Linked DNA regions of Homo sapiens: all the other regions are linked to region 3. Evidence: chromatin loops called from intact Hi-C (ENCODE). Cell type or tissue: OCI-LY7. All regions are shown on one strand. Each heading gives the region's core, and the rest is flanking DNA. Links, peaks and the distances in the headings are about the cores only. Region 1 has its middle 36 kb from the start of RSPH1. Region 2 overlaps PRDM15 (PR/SET domain 15). Region 3 overlaps ABCG1 (ATP binding cassette subfamily G member 1).

Region 1 (6,428 bases), core at 1,429-6,428, 230 kb after region 3:
TATATTAGTCTGTTCTCACGCTGCTAATAAAGACATACCTGAGACTGGACAATTTATAAAGGAAAGAGGTTTAATGGACTCACAGTTCCACATGGCTGGGGAGGCCTTATAATTATGGCAGAAGACGAAAGGCACATCATACATGGCAGCAGGCAAGACAGAGAATGAGAGCCAAGCGAAAGCAGAAGCCCCTTATAAAAATCATCAGATCTTGCAAGCCTCATTCACTACCACGAGAACAGTATGGGGAAAACTGCCCCCACAATTCACTTATCTCCCACCAGGTCCCTCCCCAACATGTGGGAATTATGGGAGCTACAATTCAAGATGAGATTTGGGTGGGGACACAGCCAAACCATATTAGGTGGTCACATGGTTGCCTACATTTGTCCAAACTCATTGAACTGTTCACTTAAAATGGATGTTTTACTGTCTACAAAATATACTTCAAGAAAGCTGATATAACATGTTTTTAATTTTTTAATTAGATTGGGATATTAGGCTACTGGTACCAATGCCCAAGGGCTTCCCGTGGGCCCCACGGAGGGCCAGCTCTTGTCACACCCACCGGGTGAGGCACAGAGAGGCCAGTGTTCCCTGAACCCATAGCCAATGGCAACTGATAGAGCACTTTACATATATCTTTATGATGGTTAGGGTATTTGGATGATTCTGTTAATTTCTGAGTTGTCTACATTTTGGGGCGTTGGTTGAAAGCGACACTCTTACCATGTTCGCACAACACAGGAGCCAGATTTCGAAGTGGCACAGGCAGTCTAGGGTTGTAATTACATGAGCTCAGGTTGGTTCCTCCGTCCCTTAGCCACCAACCCCCTTCCAGTCCCTCTTCCACATACCTCTCTTCATTCTGCGCTGTATTATTATTATTATTATTATTATTATTATTATTAAAGATGGAGTCTCACTCTGTTGCCCAGGCTGGAGTGCAGTGGCATGATCTCCGCTTACTGCAAGCTCCGCCTCCCAGGTTCACACCATTCTCCTGCCTCAGCCTCCCGAGTAGCTGGGACTACAGGCACCCACCACCACACCCGGCTAATTTTTTGTATTTTTAGTAGAGACGGGGTTTCACCATGTTAGCCAGGATGGTCTCAATCTCCTGACCTCCTGATCCACCCAACTTGGCCTCCCAAAGTGCTGGGATTACAGGCATGAGCCACCACACCTGGCTGCTGTATTATTATTTACTCACATACATATCTTGCCATGACGTTGCAGGGATGCAACATGAGTTTACTACTCCATGCTCCTTCCACATAGCCACCCCCACTCCTGCCCAAGCCTGACTCCATACGCAGTGTTTGATCATAGTCCCCATTCCATAAACTGTGGTCATATTAAAAGTGAATAAAATAATCCCCAGAGTTTAGTTGTGTATCATTCTATTTCAATAGTTGTTTTTATTGTGGTGGTAAAACTAATATAACCTAGTTATAACACTCTTTATGATATTAATATAGCCTCTAATCTGTCAAAGTTTCTAATTTTGTGGGCACTCCTTTTTATTGTATTTGCAAAAAGCAGTAAAATCCGGGAATGCAGTGTACTCTTGTTCCCGGACCAGGCTGAGTGTCGGGCAGCTATTTCTTGTGGCCCAATAATGAGATGCAGATGAACTGGGGAGGAGGAGAGTTTTTATTTCTGAAACCAGTTACAGGGAGAAGGCCTGGAAATTATCACTAGACCAACTCAAAATTACAAAGTTTTCCAGAGCTTGTATACCTTCTAAGCTCTATGTCTACATGTAAGTGTGCATTCATCTGAAGACTTAAGTGATTAACTTATTTTAATCTGTAACTAATGTCTGAGTCCTGAAGACCTTCCTCTGCAGCCTCAGTAAATTTACTTATCTAAATGAGTCCAGGTGCTGGGGTGATTACCCTTATCTTGACTTCTGCTAAATCTTGGAGGTCTGGGGAGTTCCTTCAGACTTCCAATAAACTTGTTTGTGGAAGCCTGGGGAGTTTTTTAACCCCAGTAAAACTTGTTTAATCCTAAATGGGTCCTGTTAAGAATTCTTTCATTATTTTGTCATGCGTTAAGGCCCAGGAAAGGCCTGGGCAAAACCCTTGGTGGGCTTTTGTTACATTTCAGCCTTTGTATAGGGGCACTGGCTTTTCTTAGCTTTTAATATTTAACTTAACTACTCGGTCAGTACTGAAGCAGTTGTTATGGAGGCCTGCGTTAGTGAAACCTGGCCTTCCACACTCTGTTTTACATACTCTTACAAATCCAAGTTCTAGAAAATTGTTTTCAAATAAATTTATCTTACGCAGCAGCTGTGTTCTGGATTGCAAGTGGATAAAATGAAACTGAGTGGATTTAACCATGCAGCACCAATAACTACCAGGTAGGGGCTTCCCACGTGGAGGTGTCAAACGAAGTTCGTTCCCTGCACTCCCTCATGCAATCCTCAAGGCAACATGTGAGATTTGCAATGAAGAAATTATACAACACGCAGAGATCACAGAGCTAGCTAACTGTGACGCTGATGTAACCTGGAAGTTACCAGTCTTTGAACTGGACGACTGTTACACTGAGCCGTGAAAGCTGATGGTTCTCAAAATGTGGCCCCTGGACTAGCAGCACCTGTCCCCACTGGAAACTTGCTGCAAATGCACATGCTCAGGCGTGGATCCGAAATTTGGGATGGGGCCCAGCCATCTGTGATTGGACAGGTTCTCCAGGTGATTCTGATGCAGCTCAACCTGAGAATCATTTCTCTTGGGGAAGTGGCTTTGTGGAGGAATGCCACTACAGATCCAATACAAAGAATGGCCCTGGGAGGTTGGCAGTCAGGTGTTCAGGTCAGGTTTCCTCAAAGGCAAGACTCCTATATGACAGGAAGATGATCCTGCGACTTCATAACTACAGATGTGTGTGTGTATATGTATCTATGTGTGTGTGTCTATGCCATTTGTATACACGTGTTTTTTTTTTTTCTTCCTACAATGTGATGAAGAATCAAATTGCAGGCTCTTCATCCACAGAAATTCCCCCTTGTGATCTGAGGCTCTGCCGAGCAGTGGCCCCTCCCCAAAGCAGCCCCAGTTCTCCACTTCCCTCCTGGCCCCCACCCTTGATCATGGCTCCTGAGCATTTTGGGTTTTGTCCAGGGGCTCACTAAGAGCTCTGAGTAGGAAGTTCTCGCTACAAAGATTCAGCTGTGGGCGAAAACCGTATCATTTCCCCAGGTGACGTGGGGTGTGAGGGCAGGGCTGGAGTGCCCCGGGTTCACTGGGGAGCTGCAGAGACTATCACTTGCCTTCCAGGAACCCTTACCGTGTGCCAGCTTCCACAGGACTGTGGTGGAAATGTGGTCAAGGTCTTAGGAGCAGGCCACACAGGGATGGTTCATGCACTGAGGGAGGGGTGTGGAGCCTCTGATTCTGATGGGACTCCCAGGGGTGCTCACAATGGCAAATGGGCTGCTGTTACCTCCTAGCACTGGACTCTGGGTCACCCGCAAGTGTAGGTCACTTCCTTGCTGGTCAGTAATGGGGCACAAGTCACCACAGCAGGCGCCGCTCCTGAAACTCTCTTCAGGGATAGCACGGGCGGAAGTGCAGGCAGCAGGCAGAGCGTGGAGGTCCGTGTGGTGCTCAGTCACTATGGCAACTAGAGATCACAGAGCCACAGTCACCATCCCCCTAGGGCACCTGCCCAGGGAAAAGGAGAAATGTAAAACCACAAGCATACAATTAAGAACAGGTGCAGAGACCCAGCGGCTTCCAGGGCAGCTTTGAAGGGATCCCTCATCTCTCTGGTCCCAGGACATCTGTGCCAAGGGCCAAGCATGGGCCTGATTATAAGGAGCAGCACTGAGGTTCCGATTAAATGCTCAACCCTGCCTGATCTCTTACCAGGAAAGGGTGTGATATGTCCCCACCCAAATCTCATGTTCAATTGTAATCCCAAGTATTGGAGGTGGGGCCTGGTGGGAGGTGACTGGATCATGGGGGTGGATTTCCACCTTGCTCTTCTCGTGATAGAATTCTCACGAGATCTGGTTTCAAAGTGTGTGGCACCTCCTCCTTCTCTCTCTTCCTCCTGCCCTGATCTTGTAAGAGGTGCCTGCTTCCCTGTCGCCTTGCGCCATGATTGTAAGTTTCCTGAGGCCTTCCCAGCCATGCTTCCTATACAGCCTGCAGATCCCTGAGTCAATTAAACCTCTTTTCTTTATAAATTACCCAGTCTCAGGTAGTTCTTTACAGCAGTACAAGAACAGACTAATACAAGGTGTCCATGGGGAAAGACACATGGAGAGATTTGGGCAGAGAAGAAAGAGAGGCTGGAAATTTGGAGCTGCCAATTCCCCTGAACCCCTGTTGTCTACAGAGGCAGCTCCCCTTTGCTCTCCCTTCTCTTTCTCCCCTCCTCTCTCCTCCTTTCACCTCCCATCCCCCATGGAACCCAACACTCCTCTATTAAAAAGCCTTGCAATGACTGCACCTGGGGAAGTTGCCTCCTGAGCTGATGCCACTTCCCCAGGACCCACATCACACCTCTCATTGCCTCCAGTCCCAGAAAACAGTTGAGACCATCAGAGGCAGGGTGAGGAGGGCCCAAGACCCCCCTGGGAGGAGATTGCCTCAACATGGAGCTGCAGGTCCACTCTAGCAGGTAGCAGCTAGAGCCTGGGAGCAAGTGTGGGGTGGAGTCTGACAGTGCCTGCCCCACATGGAAGAGAGCGAGCCTGGATTAGGCTGGGTTTCAGGGTTTAATATGTTGGCTCAACCCCTGAGAAAGTGGTTAATAATCCTCCAGGTTGGCTAATTGGACAAAGTTAATGAGATTGAAAAGCTTGAAATCCTGGCACGCTCTAGAGAACAGAGCTCAAAGACTCAAGGAAATAGAAATGTAGAAAGGTGCCTACTATTTGCAACTGACTCAGACCTTCCCTAATATGCTTCTTCCCCAAGGGGCCCGGAGGAAGAGAGGAAATGCATTGGTGAGTCCTTCACCAGCTCTGTGGGCCGTCCTCTGTGGGCTGGAGGCAGCGCCACTCTAAGCACCAGAGTAGGGGCGGCTCTTAACCATCAGAGACAAGGCAGGTCTCAATGCCCCAAGGAGCGAGGGATCGCAGGTAACAGTATTTTGACCCATAATTGTCTATGGCAATGGGTCCTTGGTCACAGGCACCCCAGACATGAGACAGAGACCTACTAAGTGCTGCTTGACATATTTAGGTGGGGAAAGCCCAGGTCTGCTAGGAAGAATCCTGCCTCATGGCTAAATCCCAGGTACCAGACTTAAGGCGGTTTGCCACCTTTATCACAGGGTTCCAACATGAGGGCCCTTGAACTCTCCTATGGCGAGAGGCCATCTGTTTCCTGCTGGGATCCTGACTGAGAGGATGGTGCCTTCACAGACCTCACATTTCAGTGAGGGGGAGGGTCAGCACAAAGGTAATTATGCAAATTAACACAGCAGGAAGTTCTCCTTATCAGGAGATAAACAGTACAAAGTCATGCACAGCATATCCTGTTAAACCAAAATACAAAGTAAATAGTGAGAAGTAGGGTTTGATTTAGAGTCTATCTTGATCAATTAAAAATTATGAACATTGGTCCATTTTACCTTGTATTTTGAAAAGGTAAATTAGGCAAAATTGCAACTATGCCCAAATTCTTAAAATAATAGTAAGTCAACATTAATGGTGGCAGTAGAGTTCTTATACATTTTCTGACTATGTTTTATGATAGCAGAACGCAACATTTTTAACTTCATGTTTGACTTAATACATCATGTGTTCAGCAAAAGAGTCATTTTTACAAAAATATGTATGGCCTTTAATTTTCCCAAGAGCTCTTCATCATCCTTTGAATTAAATTATTTGTTTTGTCAGGGCTGGTTTGTTTCTGTTTGTTTGTTTTTTCTTTTATCCCCCTAAGTAAGGAAACAAAGGACTAGTTGTTGACAGTCTCATACCCTATTGTTACTTAGTCTCATTTTTCCAGAACCTCCTTTGTCAGTAGCTTTGTGTATAATTTGAGTAGTCCCCCACATAATGTTAATCAATTCCATGAAACCTTACAGCGTTTCCAAGATTGAAAATTTCCCTTTGCCATCCATTGGTGTTATATTTGTATTGTGTTGTGGAAAATTTGACAATCAGAAAAACTGATTGCCAAGGGCGTGGACACAATGGTTAGAGGCAGAGAGATGCTCAGGCTAAACAGGGCAGGTGTTCAGTGAGGGTGCAGCCTTTAAATGGTGCGTTTGTGGCAAATATTTTCAAGGCAGTCTGACCACTTTTGCTTCTCTACCAACTTTCTAATACGGGGTCCGAATAACGAATGCTTGGAGGGCATCCCTGGCCTACCCCAGCCCCAGGCACAGTGCCTGGCACACCCTTAGCTTTCCAGAAATAGTTATTGACTGGATGAATTGCTAATTATGGTAAA
Region 2 (7,923 bases), core at 3-5,002, 370 kb before region 3:
GTGCTCAGCACGTCAACCACCTTGGCAAGTCCACTCTTCTGCAGCCTCCACACACTGTGTCGGGAACAGCTGGGCTCCAGCTAAGAACCCTGGAGTGGATCAAAGAAACTCACTCTGGAGCTTTGAAGCACGTGTTTTGGTGTGTCCCGGCAGCAACGCTGCTCAGTTCACAGTGGGAGCGGAATCGCTGGCTCTCACTCAGAGTGCCTCTGTTCTCCCTCAGGCTCCTTCCTCCCCGTCTGCAGACCCAAAGGCCACTAGGCTCCTGCCGCAGCTGGCATATGGAAGGCCCGGGAGCTCACGGCGGTCACTCACCTTGCCCTGCTTAACACAAAGGAGTCTTTGACCATGACCACTGGGCCCAGCTCGGGACATTCGGAGTCGTGGTACTGGCTGCAGTCTTCACACCCTGCAAGCAGACATCCGGGCATTAGAGCACCCAGGGAGGGAGACACCTAAAGAACACAAACCTGGGAAATGGGGACCCTGGCCCCATGAGGGTGACCCAGAGTCATGAGACACATGCATGCCGACACTGCAAAGACAAGCAAGGGAGGGTGCATTGGATGGCAGAAGGCCTGTGTCCCGAAGGCCTCTGTCAGCACTCGTGCACACATGAGGAGTGCAAAGGCAGGACACGCCCCCAGGGAAAGCTCTAGCTCCGCCGCACGCCTCAAATCAAGCACGGTCACCTCCATGGTGACGAAGACCAAGACCCTCCCCAAAGAATGAGCATAAATGAAAATGGCCAATGTTAGCAGGTTCATCCCTCCTGCCTAGCCCTGGATTACTTTTCTGAATCAAGTGCTACCCCCTGCAAAGTGCCCTCGGCCAGGAGTTCTGAGAAAGGTGATCCTATTAAAACCATACCCCTGTAGTGTACTGCTTATTAAATAAATGTTTCATAGGGAAATTTTAAATATATAGCTTTTCTATATTATAAAAACCAAATGTAGACGTGGCTTTGCCCAGACAGCAAGCGCCACGCCCATCTGTGTTCTATGACATAGGGCTGGTCTCGGACCTGGGACAGGTCCCTGGGTCACTTACAGATGAACATGATCTCTTCGCTCCCATCTTCAGCCATCTCTGACACCTGTCAGGATACAAGAGAGCCTCATTAATGACAAGCTCTTACCAAAATACTTTTGTTTTGTTTTTGAAATTGAGCTCCCTCTGTTGCCCAGGATAGATAGAGTACAGTGGCAGGATCTTGGCTCACTGCAACCTCTGCCTCCCAGGTTCAAGTGATTCTCCTGCCTCAGCCTCCTGAGTAGCTGGGACTACAGGTGTGAGCCACCACACCCAGCTAATTTTTGTATTTTTAGCAGAGACGGGGTTTCACCATGTTGGCCAGGCTGGTCTCGATCTCTTGACCTTGTGATCCGCCTGCCTCGGCCTCTGAAAGTGCTGGGATTACAGGTGTGAGCCACCGTGCCTGGCCTCTTACCAAAATAATGTTTAAAGACAATTCCTACTAAAGGCCTCCTCCAGCCAGTACAGGAACATTACGTGGTGTTCTAAAGAGAGCACACAGTGGGGTCTCCTCTTATTGTGGGATGGGGCTGGGATCCCTGAAACATCTTCTCACCTCAAATAATGTTATTTTTAATGAAAGCAATGGATTTGAATGGCCTCATGAACTCAGACTTTCATCTTTTCATATTAGCCATCAATTTCCATTTTTAAAACAAATATATCACCTTTTTTTGGTGACAGGGTCTTGCTCTGTCGCCCAGGCTGGAGTGCAGTGGTGTGATCAAGGCTCACTGCAGCCTCTACCTGCTGGGCTCAAGCAATCCTCCTACCTCAGCCTCCCAAAGTGCTGGGATTATGGCACAAGCCATCGTGCCCACCTATATCACCATTTTTAAAAAGCCGGTTGTCACTTTTTTTCCCCTCACTCCTAACCTATGCCTGGTGCCCCATAAACACTTGCTTCTCTGGGGACTAAATCAATGCGTGACGTTGTGGAGGACTCTCGTGCTCCCACATAAGCTGTTATCAGATCCAATAATTCTATTCCCTATCCATCCTTGAGGTTCACCTCCAGAAACACTTGCATAGTGGGTAGATGAGCATAAACTGACACCCCCCACACACATATATTCACAGGGTGGATCTAGACATTGTTCATTCTGGGGCCTCACATTCCTGGGCTGTAAAATGGAAATAAAAACACCCACCTCATGCAGTTTGGGAGGAGCATAAAGTGAGATACACACAGTATGTGCCACCAAATGATTATTCCTCCTCTGCCCCCCCCCAATCCCCAACTGTGCGCACCGGCATGTCCTTCCTGCAACCTGCTTCTCTGATGCCCGTTGCTGAGTGGTTTAGGAAAGTGTGCATGCTGGCACTTCTTGAATGCTGATTCCACACGCCCTCCACCCCGCTCATCCCCAGCAGCTTGAAGGGTGAAAAGCAGACCGTGCAAAACTCATATGGAAACTCACAGTCACTGAACTTGTGTGTCTGAGAGCAGTGCCGGGTTGAAAACTTCAAGTTAGGAGAGTGAGTTAGCTACAAGGAAGTGAGGCAGAGGAAAGAGAGTTCCAATTTGCCCTTAAAATGCCAGAAATAACAAGGGGAGGGGGGTGAAATTTTCTCCCAAAACAGCACTGTATCTTCTTTTCCTGGGAACACACATTCACGTTCAAAGGTATCTCGTGCGGCTCTAGCAAGTGTGACTCAGTTTCATAGCCGCATTCGGCCTTGCCTGCCCCAGTTCCTGTGGATGGGCACCTCGGCGCAAATAGGGACCAGTCTGGGATGGGGGCTCAGCTGGGCAGTGAGCAGGAGATGAACAGGACAAAGGGCAGAAGAAACCCAGAGTGGGGTGGGGAGGGCGCACGCTTTCATGAGTTGCTGCTGTGCTACTGGAGGTGTAGGACCTGCGTGCCCCCTGCAGGAACCCACGTGACTCACGGTCAGGAGCTTGGGCGATGGGAACGATAGGCCTTAAGAGGCGCCCCACACTGCGGTCAGATCACCGCAGAACACAGAGTCCCAACAAAGGTATTGGAATCGGAGTGGGAGGATGGAAGGAAGTCGTCCTGGCCTTGCTTACTTGGGAGCCTGCACGAATCCCCTGAGGCCTTGTGTGGCCGCCTCTCCCCGGGGCAGACCTTGCCTCTGGCCTACACCTCTCACAGACTGCCCACCCCTTCTAGGTGCCCCCAAAAAAGGTCCCCTCTGAGCGGAGCTGCTGGGAGAGGAAACCCAGAAGAGAGGGGCGAGGGAAGCTGGAGAGCAGGGTTTTAGCCCCCTGTGCTGCACTCTGATTCTATGTAAATGTCCGAGTCCTGGCAATAAGGGTCCCGATTAGCAGCATCTGGTCCCCAAAATGAGGCCTCTCTAAAACGGCTCCTCTGGGCCCAAGATCAGAGGCCACAGCCACCCTGGGCTGCAGATCAGGCCTGATAAACGGAGCATCTTCAAAGTCTTTGCTGTCTTGGCAAAACTCCCTTTAACACTCAGAAAGTGCCTTCATAGAAGGGGAAGTGTGGTCTCCAGACCTCTAAGGCACACAAGACATCCCAGAACAAGGCACACAGGAAGTACTGTTTCAGGGAAAAGGAGAGGAAAAAAGAACTAGAAGTTCGAGATCCTGGGCAGGCGTGTGGCTCACGTCTGTAATCCCAGCACTTTCAGAGATGAGGACGGGCGATCACTTCAGGTCAGGAGTTCGAGACCAGCCTGGCCGACATGGTGAAACCCCATCTCTACTAAAAATACAAAAACTAGCCAGGCGCGGTGGCACGTGCCTGTAATCCCAGCTACTCGGGAGGCTGAGGCAGGAGAATCGCTTGAACCAGGGAGGTGGAGGTTGCAGTGAGCTGAGATCACGCCCCTGCACTCCAGCCTGGGCGACCGAGTGAGACTCCACCTCAAAAAGAAAAAAAAAAAAAAAGTGTGAGGTCCCCCTATCTCAACCACCAATCCTGGGAAGACTTACCTTACATTAGTGATTTCAAAATGTGGTCCCTGGACCAGGAACCAGCAGTGCCAGCACTGCTTGGGAACATTTCAGAAATGCACATCCTTGCCTCCCACCCCCAGACCTGATGAATCAGGCTTGGCAGAGGGCCCTGCACTCTGTTTGCAAAACCCTCCACGTGGTTCGGATGCAGCTCAAGTCTGAGAACCACTGCTCTGCCTGAAAAATCTCTTTACAATTTATATGACTACTACTACAAAAACTAACTAAACACACCTGCCATCACAGTAAGACCACAGTAATAATATCAGGAAACCAAACTTATCAGAAATGTCAATTAAGCTCAGACCAGGACCATCTGCATCTAACCTGGTGGTAAACGGGAAATGGGGGGTGACTTCAGGCAAATGGGGGGTGACTTCAGGTTCCTTACACGGAACGCTCCGTGAAGACACCTGTTAAAAACAACTTTGAAAAAGAAGGCTGAAGTGACAGACTCAGTCTACCTGACTTCAAACTTAATTATCAAGCTACCATCATAAAAACTTTGATACCGGTGAGAAGGTGGACAGAAATCAATGGAACAAAACAGACAACCCAGAAATAGACCTAAACAAACATGCCCAAAGCATTTTTTTTTTTTTTGAGATGGAGTCTTGCTCTGTCGCCCAGGCTGGAGTGCAGTGGCGCGATCTCAGCTCACGGCAACCTCCGCCTCCCAAGTTCAAGCGATTCTCCTGCCTCAGCCTCCCGAGTAGCTGGGATTACAGGCACGTGCCACCACACCCAGCTAATTTTTGTATTTTTAGCAGAGACGGGGTTTCACCATGTTGGCCAGGAGGGCCTCGATCTCTTGACCTCGTGATCTGCCCACCTCGGCCTCCCAAAGTGCTGGGATTACAGGTGTCAGCCACCGCGCCTGGCCTGCATTTTTTTACAAAGACAAAAGCGGATTGGATTTTAAAATCCAAGCGAGGAAGGGCAACCATTTCAGCAGTTAGTGCAGGAACAACTGGGCATCCACAGTTCATTCAAAGAAATGAACTATAACTTCATATCTTACTAGAAAATTAACTCAAAATGGATCACAGTCTTAAAACATAAAATATTAAATAATAATAGAACTTAGAAAAACAGAGAAAATCTTTGGGCTCTAGGGCAAGCCACAGTTTTTAGGCTTGTCACCAAAAACACAATCTATAAAAGGAAAATCATTTGCATCTTCATTCAGAAGGCAACAGGCAACCCAAAAACCAACATGTCAAAAAGTAAAAACATCTGGATGCTCCTGACAAAGTCTCTCTGCCCCCACCTCCTACATCTTAGGACGCAGTTGTCAGAGAGACCTGGAACCGCTGTGACCTCTCTCGCCTCCCTCTGACACCCGCCCATCACCCACTACCTGCAGCCCCCCTTACTACCTCCCTTGGCCACATCCCACTTTCTCCCACCTGTAAGGCTGCAAAGGGTCTCCAGATAACTCTTCCTCCTCTGCCTGGGCCGCCAACCCATTTTCCACACTGCAGAGCAGTTCTTCTAGAACATAAATCCAATCACATCGCTTGCCAGCCTGAAGCTTCACTGGCTTCCCACTGTCCCAGGAACAAAACCCAAACTCCTGCACATGACCAGGCACTGCCTTTCTCAGCAGCCTTCTCACCTCACCTCCCCACCCCCACCCTCTCCAGCCACGCTTCCCGGAACGCCAAGCTGGGTCCTGCCTCTGGGCCTTTCCACATGCTCGCCCCCCAAGGCTGGCCCTCTCCCCAGCCCTCTCTGCAATGCCCGCTCACTCCTCAGTCCCCACTCCCCACTCCCCTGCTCAGTCCTCACTCCCCAGCCCTCTCTGCAAGTTCCCACTCCCCTGCTCACTCCTCACTCCCCAGCCCTCTCTGCCATGCCTGCTCACTCCTCAGTCCCCACTCCCCACTCCCCGGCTCACTCCTCACTCCCCTGCTCACTCCTCACTCCCCAGCCCTCTCTGCCATGCCTGCTCACTCCTCAGTCTTAGCTTAACGTCACTTCTTCAGGGAGGGTCTCCCTGATCCACCTGTCCACAGCGTGGCATGCTTTCTAAAAGCGCTCTGCGATTTCCTTCACAGCACCGTCACCCGTGTAGCCATGCCTGTGTGTGACTGATCTCATGTCTCTCCCACCACACTTCAACGGCCAAGAGGGCAAGGCTTGTGGCAGCCTTGCACAGTGGGATATACTTGGACCCTCCTCGGCACCAGCACACGGGACAGGTCAACGTCTGATAAGAGAATCAGCCACTTCCTGGTACACCCCCTAACACACCCCAGGCTGTGGACGCGAGGTCCACCCCAGGCACAGCCACTTCCCCTCAGTCCACCATGGGGGTTCCACCGTCTTTCAAGACAGAGCCCTAACCTCACCCTCCCTGACACCTTGCTCCCTTCAATTACTCTCACATCCTCTGTGATCCCCCCAAAAAGCTGACTCTTCCTAAACCACTATCTCAGTTTCACATAATGTCATGCACATGGTCTGTTTTTTCTACTAGATTTATTTTCTTTCATTTTATTTTGACACAGTCTTGCTCTGTCACCCAAGCTGGAGTATAATGGTCCCATCACAGCTCACTATAGCCTCAAACTCGTGACCTCCTGCGATCCTCCAGCTTCAGCCTCTCAAGTAGCTGGGACTACAGGCACGCACCACCATGCCCAGCTAATTTTTTAATTTTTTGTAGAGATTTGGTCTCACTATGTTGGCCAGACTGGTCTCAAACTCCTGGCCTCAAGCAATCCTCCTGCTTCAGCCTCCCATTTTGGATTACAGGTATGAGACCCCACGCCCAGCCTCTACTAGATCTTTAACCATGAAAGACAGAAGCTTAAAAGTGACTTTTCCACTCACTCCTTTTGTTCAATTCTTATGTATTTTGTATGTAGCACCCTATGTATAAGAGAGCCCTGATAAATCTTTTGACCTGACACCTTCTTCACCTCCAGATAATTAAGAGTGGTTGGAAAGTTCCAAATGTTTCATTTGCACAAGTTACGCCAAGAAAGTTCAGAAGTTTAGTCAGATTAGCACTAAGATCTGGAGGAGAAATTTTACATGTTCCATATAAAAAGGGATTTTAAACTTTTATATTATTGTTTTCGATATTTACAAAGCACCTAGCAAGGTTCCAATGCTACCACAATGACCTGCGCTTGGCCTCTGCCATCCCCCGTCCATGACAGGAGGTGGCCCCGGCCTGGGGTCTCTCTCCTTAGTGGCCTCCAGGGACCACCCTGGTCTGGCTTTGGCCAGGCCGCTGCCTTCCCTCCACTTGACACTAAGCCTGTGTATGGGGTTCCTGGTTCACGTACTTGAAAGAAAGTTCAAACAAAGCCTGTGCTACTGAAGAAATCTTGCAAGCCAACAATGCTGTTCTTGGAATCTGCAGCCTGGCACCCACAAGACCATCTTATCAGCTCAAACAAAACGAAGTCCATTTCTTGTCCAGATATTCGTGGGACACCTAACATGGCCAGCTGGTGTTGAAGGGGCTGTTCATTTGGGGCAGCAGAACGAGCACAACGCTTCCCCCCTTCCACACACACTACACAACAGAGGGTGCGACCGGGGCCTGCACAGGGGAAGCCAGAGAGGGCTGGTAGAGCCCAGATCCGGCTGGACCACCTGACCCGCATCTTGATTCCTGGGGAGACGCCACAACACCTCCACTCCCTGGGGAGACCCTACTCACTCCCTTCTCAGTACAAACAGGGAAAGGTCTAGAACAAGGAATCCGAACTTTCTGTTGTTACCAGATGGGTGGATGGGTTCAACCACAACCTGCTCGCCTAGCAGGGTGACCTCCCCAGACAGGGCTAAGGGAGCAGGGACTCCTTTCTGTGCTGAGCTCTGAGATGTGGGGAGATGCCCGACACCCTCAGCCCAGAAAGCCCAGAAACCTCACTGACTATCTGAGTTTTGCACAGATTTTCTATTCACACACAGAGTGACCC
Region 3 (7,930 bases), core at 1,785-6,784:
AGACTTTTTCTCACATGATTTCCCCCAAAACATGGTGCTGCGATACAAACGCAACATACAACGCCCTAGCAAAGCTGAGCATTGTGACCAGAATAACTTTATGAAGTCCTACGTAATTATTTTAAAGAAGGAGAACTTCACAATCCTTACAAGAAAGGCGATGCGGGAAACAGTAGCGGCATTTTTAAGAAGAGATGCCAGGCACTGATTCTGTAAAACTTTTGAGCTTGACAGTTACTAAGCGTTGAATATGGCATTTTAACAAAACATCTTGTATTTTCAATTGTAGTTACATTTTCACCATATGACTAATGATGTCTTTGGAGGGAAAACTAGATCATATAATAGATTCCTAGCAGAAAACATAATTGTGAGAGGAACTATTCTCAGGAGAGAGGAGTACACCCCAAGGATAATTTCCCCGGCCTCAGATACAGTAATTACTCTCCCTCAAGGAATTCACTCACGTAGCTTGTGTTGATGGGACAAATGGCTCGGAACAATATCAGCTTTGGTGCTGTCACACAAACTGCGCTGGGGACAGATCAGAGTGATCTGGTTTATTTGTTCCTCCTCACCCTTAGGTGTGACTCTTTTGAAAGCAGCCTTTTCTTCCTACAGAGTAGACACTATGTTGAGAACATTTAGGAATGTGGTTAAGAGTAAGTTCACAGAATAAAATTCTTCTTAGGTAAAGATGATGGGGATGAGCAGATTTTATCGTAAGCTGCTTTCAGAGCCCATTCACACAAGGGTCTCATTTTATTAGGGCGTGATTGGCCACAGTGAACAAATGGAATGCTTGGGTACTCGTACACTGCCCATCCCCCAGGAGATCCCGGCGGTTCCCACGCGTAGTTGACTGAATGATAGCCGTTCTTCAATCCATTTGGCTCATGGGGCCGATTCAGGAAGGATCTGCACATTCTTCCTGTGGAAACCTGTGACATGAGGCTCAGAGACGTGACCAAGGTCATAGGAGTGGGGAGGAAGGAACTCAGAACCAGGTCTGTGGGATTTCAGGCCAAAAAGGAGCGTAGCAAGTGCTTAGCTCTGACGTGGGCACAGGACTGGACCACCAAGGCACAGCTGTGCCTAGCCCCGTGTTATGAAATGGTGTGGGGTTGCCTTGGCTGTAAACTGATGTATTTTCCTTTTAATTGGCCTGCTTGGATGTCAGCGGCCATTGGCCATTTATAGGGATTTCCTGTCCCTCTGGAGAGGCTCCAGCTTCCCTCTTCTCACCAGGAAGGGGAGGCTGATGTGCATGGCGTGCTTTCTCTCCAACAGGTGAAGCGATTCTCAGAAATCAAATTTACCTCCCAAGATTACCTTGAGGCGAAGTTCAGGTTGAGAACAAATGTAGTCATATCTGGGGCTTTAGAGCGTTTTCTTTCCTATCTGCAGTCAGGCCGTGGCCTCCACATGGTGACGCTCTGATGGAATGGAATGTCGCCTCCTTCTTTGAAACCCAACCCTCCAGGCTCATCCTTGCCAAAAACCAGGAAGGGGTTAAATATTCCGGGCAGCGCCAAGTCAGATTATCTGTATTGGTTTGCTTCTACGCTATAAAAATGCATTTGGACACCTTTCTCAAATTCGGGGTTGCTTTCTCTTAATTTCTATAGCCATTTCACAAGGCCTGTAATGACAGGCCAGCTAAAGTGCATGGAAGGCATCATGAATAAATCCTTTCAGGAATTCCATTAAGGGAAGACTGGATTCCAACCAAGTGCTAGTGACTTGATCCAACCTGCTAGAACAGGGAGGGGAGGCAGCCCGGTTAAAGGCAGAGTGTGGAGATCCTGTGGCTAGGGGTTTTGAGAGGGGCAGATGCTCAGGCTGAAGGGGGATGGATAGTTCCCTAGCATAAGTGAGTTACTTTTGTGCTTCTTTGAGGCTGTTGTGCTAAAGTGGGCTTTCTTGTGGGCCCACAGGACATTTCTTTTAGTCCTTTGCCTTTAATGGAGGTGACAGCTGACCCCTGGTGCAGTGTCGTGGCCCCAGGCCACTTGCAGGGATGGCTTGCTTGAGGCTGGGGCATTGACAAAGAGTCTGCCTTGGAGAATTCAGAGGACTGGAGAACCCTTCTCTTCCCCGCTGGGGCCAGTTCCTAGGTTCTCAGTGGCCCCCAGGTGGGTGGGCTACCACTCAGGCCCTGAGGGGTAGCACTCCTTTGGTGATGAGGTCTTCTGGAACAGTTCTGACCCCTCTGCCTTACAGGGCCCCAAAGAGGCTTTGAAAAAATTTTGAGAATGGACCAACTCTCACAGCAGATTCATGAGAGTTGAATGTTTAGCCGCCATGTGCAAGACCAAAGGGGTTTGCTACTTTCTTGGACAGGCTTCATATCCAAGGGGTCTAGATGCTCCCCTCCAGCCAGCACATTTTCTCCCTGTGAGCACGTTGCAAGGGAAACCAAACCCTCACCAGCTTGGGCCTGGGATCTGGGTGTGTGACTCCTTAGTGTGGCGTTGTTAGCGGTGGCAGCCTCCCTGGACAAGGCTCAGATGGCTCTGCCAACATTGGCCTTGGGGTCTGCTTTTCTCTTTGCCACCCTCAGATTGGCAGGTTCTTTATTTGGACATGTTAATACTTTGTCATTTTCCCAGAGAGTGCTCCTGTTCTTGAACCATCTGGCCCCTTCAGTGCAACTCTGTAGGACTGTGCTCTGCTCCGTGGGGGTTGGTGTCACTGTTTAACTGCTGGAGGATGTTCTTACCACAATCGTTTTCACCTGCATGGTGGGTGCCCCCCTGCCTTCCTCTACTGCCTTGAATAGGCTTGTATCTTGAAAAGTTCACGTTCTCAAATGGAGGCCCTCCCTATAAACCAGAACCTAATCCACCAGTCCAAGAAATCACCAAAGGTGACATTTTGCTGAACATGACACCGTTTCTTTTGTTTATAAATTGGCAGGAAGAAAAATGTTTAGTAACCATACACCTGCTCTTTCTGAGTTCAGTTCTAGAATCAACAGATTAGCTATGAACAAAGAAAACCATGTGGGTCAGATTAAATATATCCTGAAGGACTAAACCGTAAAACTAGGGATTTGTCATGGAGGTGCATTCATCAAACTCAGTTGATGAAGTTCCAACACCTGCATAGGAAACTTACTCTCAAATACAATGTACCCAGTGCCGACTGTTTTTGCTCACATTGTGAAAAAACGCAAAAAGATGGGTTTTCAGTCATGAGTGGTGGCGGGTGGGCCTGCAGGGATCCAGTCTGACCTGCAGCCAAGAGTTTCACTTCCCACTTTGTCAGCTGTGTGCTGTTTGTCACCTCCGTGCTCTGTGGGGTAAATGGCATTTGGTGTCAAAAGTAAGACACACCAGGGTGACTTCAGGGCTGTGATTACATCCAGCTGAGACCTATATTTAGAGTCCAAATCTTGGAGCCAAAAGGAGTCGTGCTGCCGTAGCCCGCCCTCCTGCCCCGTGGAGGGAGCCTTCTTGCACCATTTCTGACAAGGGACAGCCAGCTTCTGTCTGAGCACTTCCAGCAACCAGGAACTGACACCTCCCAGGCAGCCGGGCTATGTTTGCACAACCCTCATTCTTAGAAAATGCTTCTGTCTGTTGAGCTGCAATCTGTATTTGAGCAATGTTCATTTGTGGATCCAGGTTCTGTTTTTTGAAACTCCGTAGACCAAGTTAATCTTGGTCTTGAAATAAGCTCACAAATCAAGGGGAAAAGCCCAGCCAAGTACAGAACAATAACCAAATACATTACAATCCAGAGCTACCTTGAGAGGAGGAAATAAGAAGCACATGGCCCTTGCAGGAAATGAGGTCAGAGTCCTGCTTTGGGAGGTGGGCATCACTGCGGCATCCGCAGGGTGCAGGTCAGTGGGCAGGCGCCCCTGCTGGAAGGTTCTTGCTGTCTGTAAACTGATAAGGGTGGAACCCGCTGGAAGGGCAGAACCTGAGTCACGTTCTTTCTGTTTCTTTTACTGTTATAAGGCAACTTGGTGCCTTCCAACCAAAAAAGTCCCCCTCTCTGATATCTCAACTGCCTGTCTTGAAAGTGAACCTTTTGGCAGGAGTTTTTATGGGATTTCTCAGTTGTTATTTCTCTCCTCCCACTGTTTTGGGAGAAGTGTTTTTTTTTGTTGTTGTTGTTTTAATTAAAAATAACTGGTGTTTACTGAGCAAATCGTGTTTGCTTTATTTGGCGCTTTGCCTCATTAAGCCTTTGGGGAGCAGCATGGGACACACATCAGTATGGGCATCTTCTCCAGAAGGGAAGGAGGGTGGAGGGGGAACGAGGGCCTGCCCAGGACCGCTGGCAGGTAGGGGGCAGGTCCAGGACTGGACTTAACACCTGGAGTCCCAACTCCCTGCCTCTATAAGCGCCACTGAGAACTCATCTCTTTGCAATCGCTCAGACCCAGATAATAAAATAAGCTGGGTTGAGTTTTCCTTACCCAAGACATAAACCCCAAACCCTGCTGACAATGAGGAGCTACAAAAGGCCTCTCCTCCTCCTGGGGCACGTGTTCCGGGAATTCTTTCATGGATGCAGGTATGGGGGCATCTTTGGCCTCTGTCCTTTGTCTGGAGCTCCCCGCACCTGGCTGGGGGCTGCACTGGACACCTCTGCCCACCCTGGCCCTGGGGTTATCAGGCCACCTGGCCTCCACCCAGACGTTCCCTCCCAGGGCGGGATTCATCCTGGCCCGTGGTGATGTGCAGGCTCCCGGAAGGCCGGGCTCTGCCCACTAAGTGTCAGCTCTAACGCAGGCTCTCCATACTGAGTAAAAAAGCCCGTCCTTTCTCTGGCTGGTGCAGGTGCTGACTCTGCAGGCCTGTGGACGCAGGGTGACGTTCGCGCTCTTGCCCGAGCTCAACGCCCGGGAGAAAACAGCGCTGCCGGAGCCCCTCGCGCGCGCAGGTGCGGGCGGGGCGGGTGCGCGCTGCCGCGCGTGTGCAGCGCCCGCCCATCCGCCGCCACCGCCCGCGCCGGGGTTACTACCGGTCAACGCTCGCTAGTAACCTCCGCGGCGGAGCGGCGGCGCGGGGAGCGGCGCGATTGGCTGCGGGCGCCCCGCGCTGTTGCCAAGCGCGAGGAGGCAGCTGCAGCCCCGAGCGGGGTCGCAGCCTCCCTGGGACAGGGGCGGCCCTATGCATAGGGGATCACCCGGGCCATGCAAATCCCGGCGCCCCGCGCGTGCTGGTGTTCTCCTCCCCAGGTCCAGGAACACCGGTCCAGGAAGCCTGAGAGCGCTGGCAGTAGGAAGGGTCGCCAGTGTGGACCTGAGGGTGGAGGTGTTGCCACCCGGGGCGGCCTGCGCTCCATTCAGGCTTGAGCGGTGACTGGGAGACCCCGGGAATGGAAATGGCGCTCAAATGCTGGTGTGGTGTCCGCAGGGGAACGGCCCGCGGGTGTGTGGAGTCTGCGCCCCTGTGGCTTCAGCTGCGTCGGGGGACTGCGGGAATCTTCCAGACTCCAGTTTAAATCAGAGAGGTGTGTCCACGAAAAGAGTCAAACTAAAACATTTAAAGAGATTTATCCTGAGTGACCATGGCCCGTGACACAGCCTCAGGAGACCAGGAGAACACGTGCCCAAAGGGGTCGGGAACAGCTTGGTTTCATACTTTTAGGGAGACGTAAGACAGTGATCAATATTTAAGATGTACATTGGTTCCGTCTAGAAAGGTGGGACAGCCCAAAGGGGGACTTCCAGGTTATAGGTAAATTTAAATTTTTTTCTAATTGGTTAAGTTATTATCGATAGAAAGGGATGTCTGGGTTACGATACGGGGCTGTGGGGACCTAGGTTGTATCATGCGGATGAGGCCTCCAGGCAGCAGGCTTGAGAGAGAACAGACTGTAAATGCTTCGTATCAGACTTAAGGTCTGTGTTGATGTTAATGTTACAGGCTACGATAAGGCATGTCAGACGGACCGCCACTTCCCGTCATGGCCTGAACCAGTCTTTCAGGGGAAATTTTAGAGTGCCCTGGCCAAGGAGGGAGTCCATCCCCATGGTTCAGGGGGCCTTTGAATTTTATTTTTGATTTACAGGTCTTTACTTCAGGTGGCACAATTTTCCTAGGAGACAGTTGATTTTTGATTCCTTATAAAACGTGCTGGTTTTGTTTTTAGCTGACAGTGTGGGGTGAAGCTGTAAGGGAGCCAGGGCCTCCTGGGGTTGATCCAAGCATGTCTGAGCCTTCTCTGGGGTCAGCACTGAAAAGTGGCCAGGGTGGGGTTTGGAACCTTGGAATTGCCCTTGGGAATCTGCAGCGTTGGCTCCGCTAAGCCGGCTGGAATCCGGAGATCATGCGGCAAGGTCACGCTTCCCGGCTGCCTGCCGAGTCACTTCTACCCTAGGCAGGTTAGAGGCAAGGACAGATGACAGCTGAACTTTACGGAGTGTTTTCCAGGGCATCTATTACAGTTTTGTGTGTGTGAACCCAAAAGTGTGATAACAAACATCATTTCCATCAGCTGTACTGTGTTTGAGTATCCGCAAGGCCTGGGGCCACCTCAGTGGAGTCGGAGGTGCCACGCTTTGCTGTCTCTGGAGACCAGGGCCTTCTCTAGACACCCGGCGGGACTAGTTCCTTTGGGCATAATTTAGGTGTTTTGTGAAATGTTAAACATTGTCTTTCAGACGCTTTGCTCAACCTTTTGGGCTCCTGACCAAATGCAAAGAGACCCAAGGGCTTGCTTTTCCTTGCACTCTTGGGTTTTCATTGCCTGCTTGCTTATTTGATTTTGTGACTGTGGAGCTGGCATTTCTGTAAGCCCATATAGAAATTACAGTTTCCAAGCCTAAACCCACTAAGCCAACAGGGGCACACAGGAAACCAGAGATGGTGGTGGATGAAAACCTTTGCAACAAGAAGGAAGGGTACATCTATGATAACTATGGTGTTACATTACTAAAAACAGTAAGGATGAGTGTCACTAACATGAGAATGTACTCTACACAAAAGTCTGGTGAAAAAGGGAGGAGCCCTTTCACTAAGTTTCATATTTATCAGCACTCACGTTAAGAATTACAGCAGAAGCTGCAGGTTTCCTGTTTCTGAAGACCTGCGAATGAGTTTGTCCAGAAAATGGCCGTGTCCTGAATGGTGTGAGCAGGAGGCCATCCAGCCTTGTGCCTCTAGGCCTCCTCCCCTTCAGTTGTCATAAATGTGCCATGTGCCCCTGCCCAAACCCAGCAGCCTTTCTCTGAATTTCATCTGGTTTAGAGAGGAAAATGGGCAGCATCATTTTGTCACCTTCTCTCTTCCCAGGGGCGTTCTGTGCTTCTTGAGAACTATACCTCAATATCTGAGTTGGCTAAGTCTCTAGAATATGAATTTCAAAGAGCTTAGCCTGGCCAGCAGGGCTCTCTTGGAGCCCTTTTTCTCTCCCAGCCCTGCGTCTCCGCAGCCACTCCCCATGGGCTAGCCAGGCTGAACTGCCAGTCATTCTAGCATTTGTGCTTTCTTTGGGCCACTCTCTCTACCAAGAACCCACCTCATCTCCCCAGGCTAGGGGAAGCCTTCCTTCATTCACCCTTAACCCTGTGGCCAGGAGAGTCTTTCTTGGTTACTCTTCGTACTCCTCTGCCCCTACGATCATGGGATTATGGCACTCAGCATGGGATTTTGTGCTTCTCTTCTGAGCTTCCAAAATTACCCCTGCGTCTCAGCTGCCCAGCCAGTGCCTGGCTCAGAGCTGGCATGCAAATGAATGAATGGAATCACAAAAAGCTAAATCACAGTAGAAGAGCCTATACTTTTACCCTCAAAGACAGCTTGGTAGAGAGGAGAAGTAGAGAGGAAAACCAAGAGCCTTGAGATGCTGGGCTGTTTTGATCTTCCCTTGCTGTGTCAAACCCATGAGCCACCTCTGACTAAGCTTCACGCAGGTGGTTTCTGAGGGCTGTTTCTTTGGCCGCACAGCACCGTGGATGGACAGAGGG

What was found. Peaks named below come from ENCODE experiments on the same cell type or tissue, not always from the same donor. Only the 100,000 strongest peaks of a DNase experiment are listed, where the experiment ranks them.
Region 1: it touches region 3 in a loop (2.8-fold over the local background); 5 of 110 quality-filtered maps call a loop at or near these places.
Region 2: it touches region 3 in a loop (5-fold over the local background); 4 of 110 quality-filtered maps call a loop at or near these places.

What each region holds. Positions count from the first base shown.
Region 1 is chr21:42,457,344-42,463,771 of GRCh38, forward strand. No RefSeq gene overlaps it. Among named protein-coding and RNA genes, the nearest start is that of RSPH1, 36 kb to the right of the region's middle. In OCI-LY7, for the core only: no CTCF peak of the experiment used is centred there; DNase peaks (open chromatin) are centred at 3,218, 3,668, 5,013 and 5,408; H3K4me3 peaks cover 3,767 bases; H3K27ac peaks cover 3,952 bases.
Region 2 is chr21:41,859,277-41,867,199 of GRCh38, forward strand. It overlaps PRDM15 (PR/SET domain 15), which reads right to left. Exons shown (of 24, transcript NM_001040424.3): 2 at 1,051-1,096; 3 at 316-409. The coding sequence starts at 1,087. Among named protein-coding and RNA genes, the nearest start is that of PRDM15, 16 kb to the right of the region's middle. RefSeq lists enhancers at 5,429-5,518, 6,039-6,098, 6,399-6,448. In OCI-LY7, for the core only: a CTCF peak has its summit at 2,909 (motif pointing left); DNase peaks (open chromatin) are centred at 2,265, 2,905, 3,465, 4,245 and 1 weaker place; H3K4me3 peaks cover 3,321 bases; H3K27ac peaks cover 3,548 bases.
Region 3 is chr21:42,229,917-42,237,846 of GRCh38, forward strand. All of the region lies in intron 2 of ABCG1 (ATP binding cassette subfamily G member 1), which reads left to right. Among named protein-coding and RNA genes, the nearest start is that of ABCG1, 15 kb to the left of the region's middle. RefSeq lists silencers at 4,801-5,000, 5,011-5,080 and an enhancer at 7,353-7,402. In OCI-LY7, for the core only: CTCF peaks have their summits at 3,850, 4,057 and 5,155; DNase peaks (open chromatin) are centred at 2,735, 3,275, 3,825 and 4,975; H3K4me3 peaks cover 4,812 bases; H3K27ac peaks cover 5,000 bases.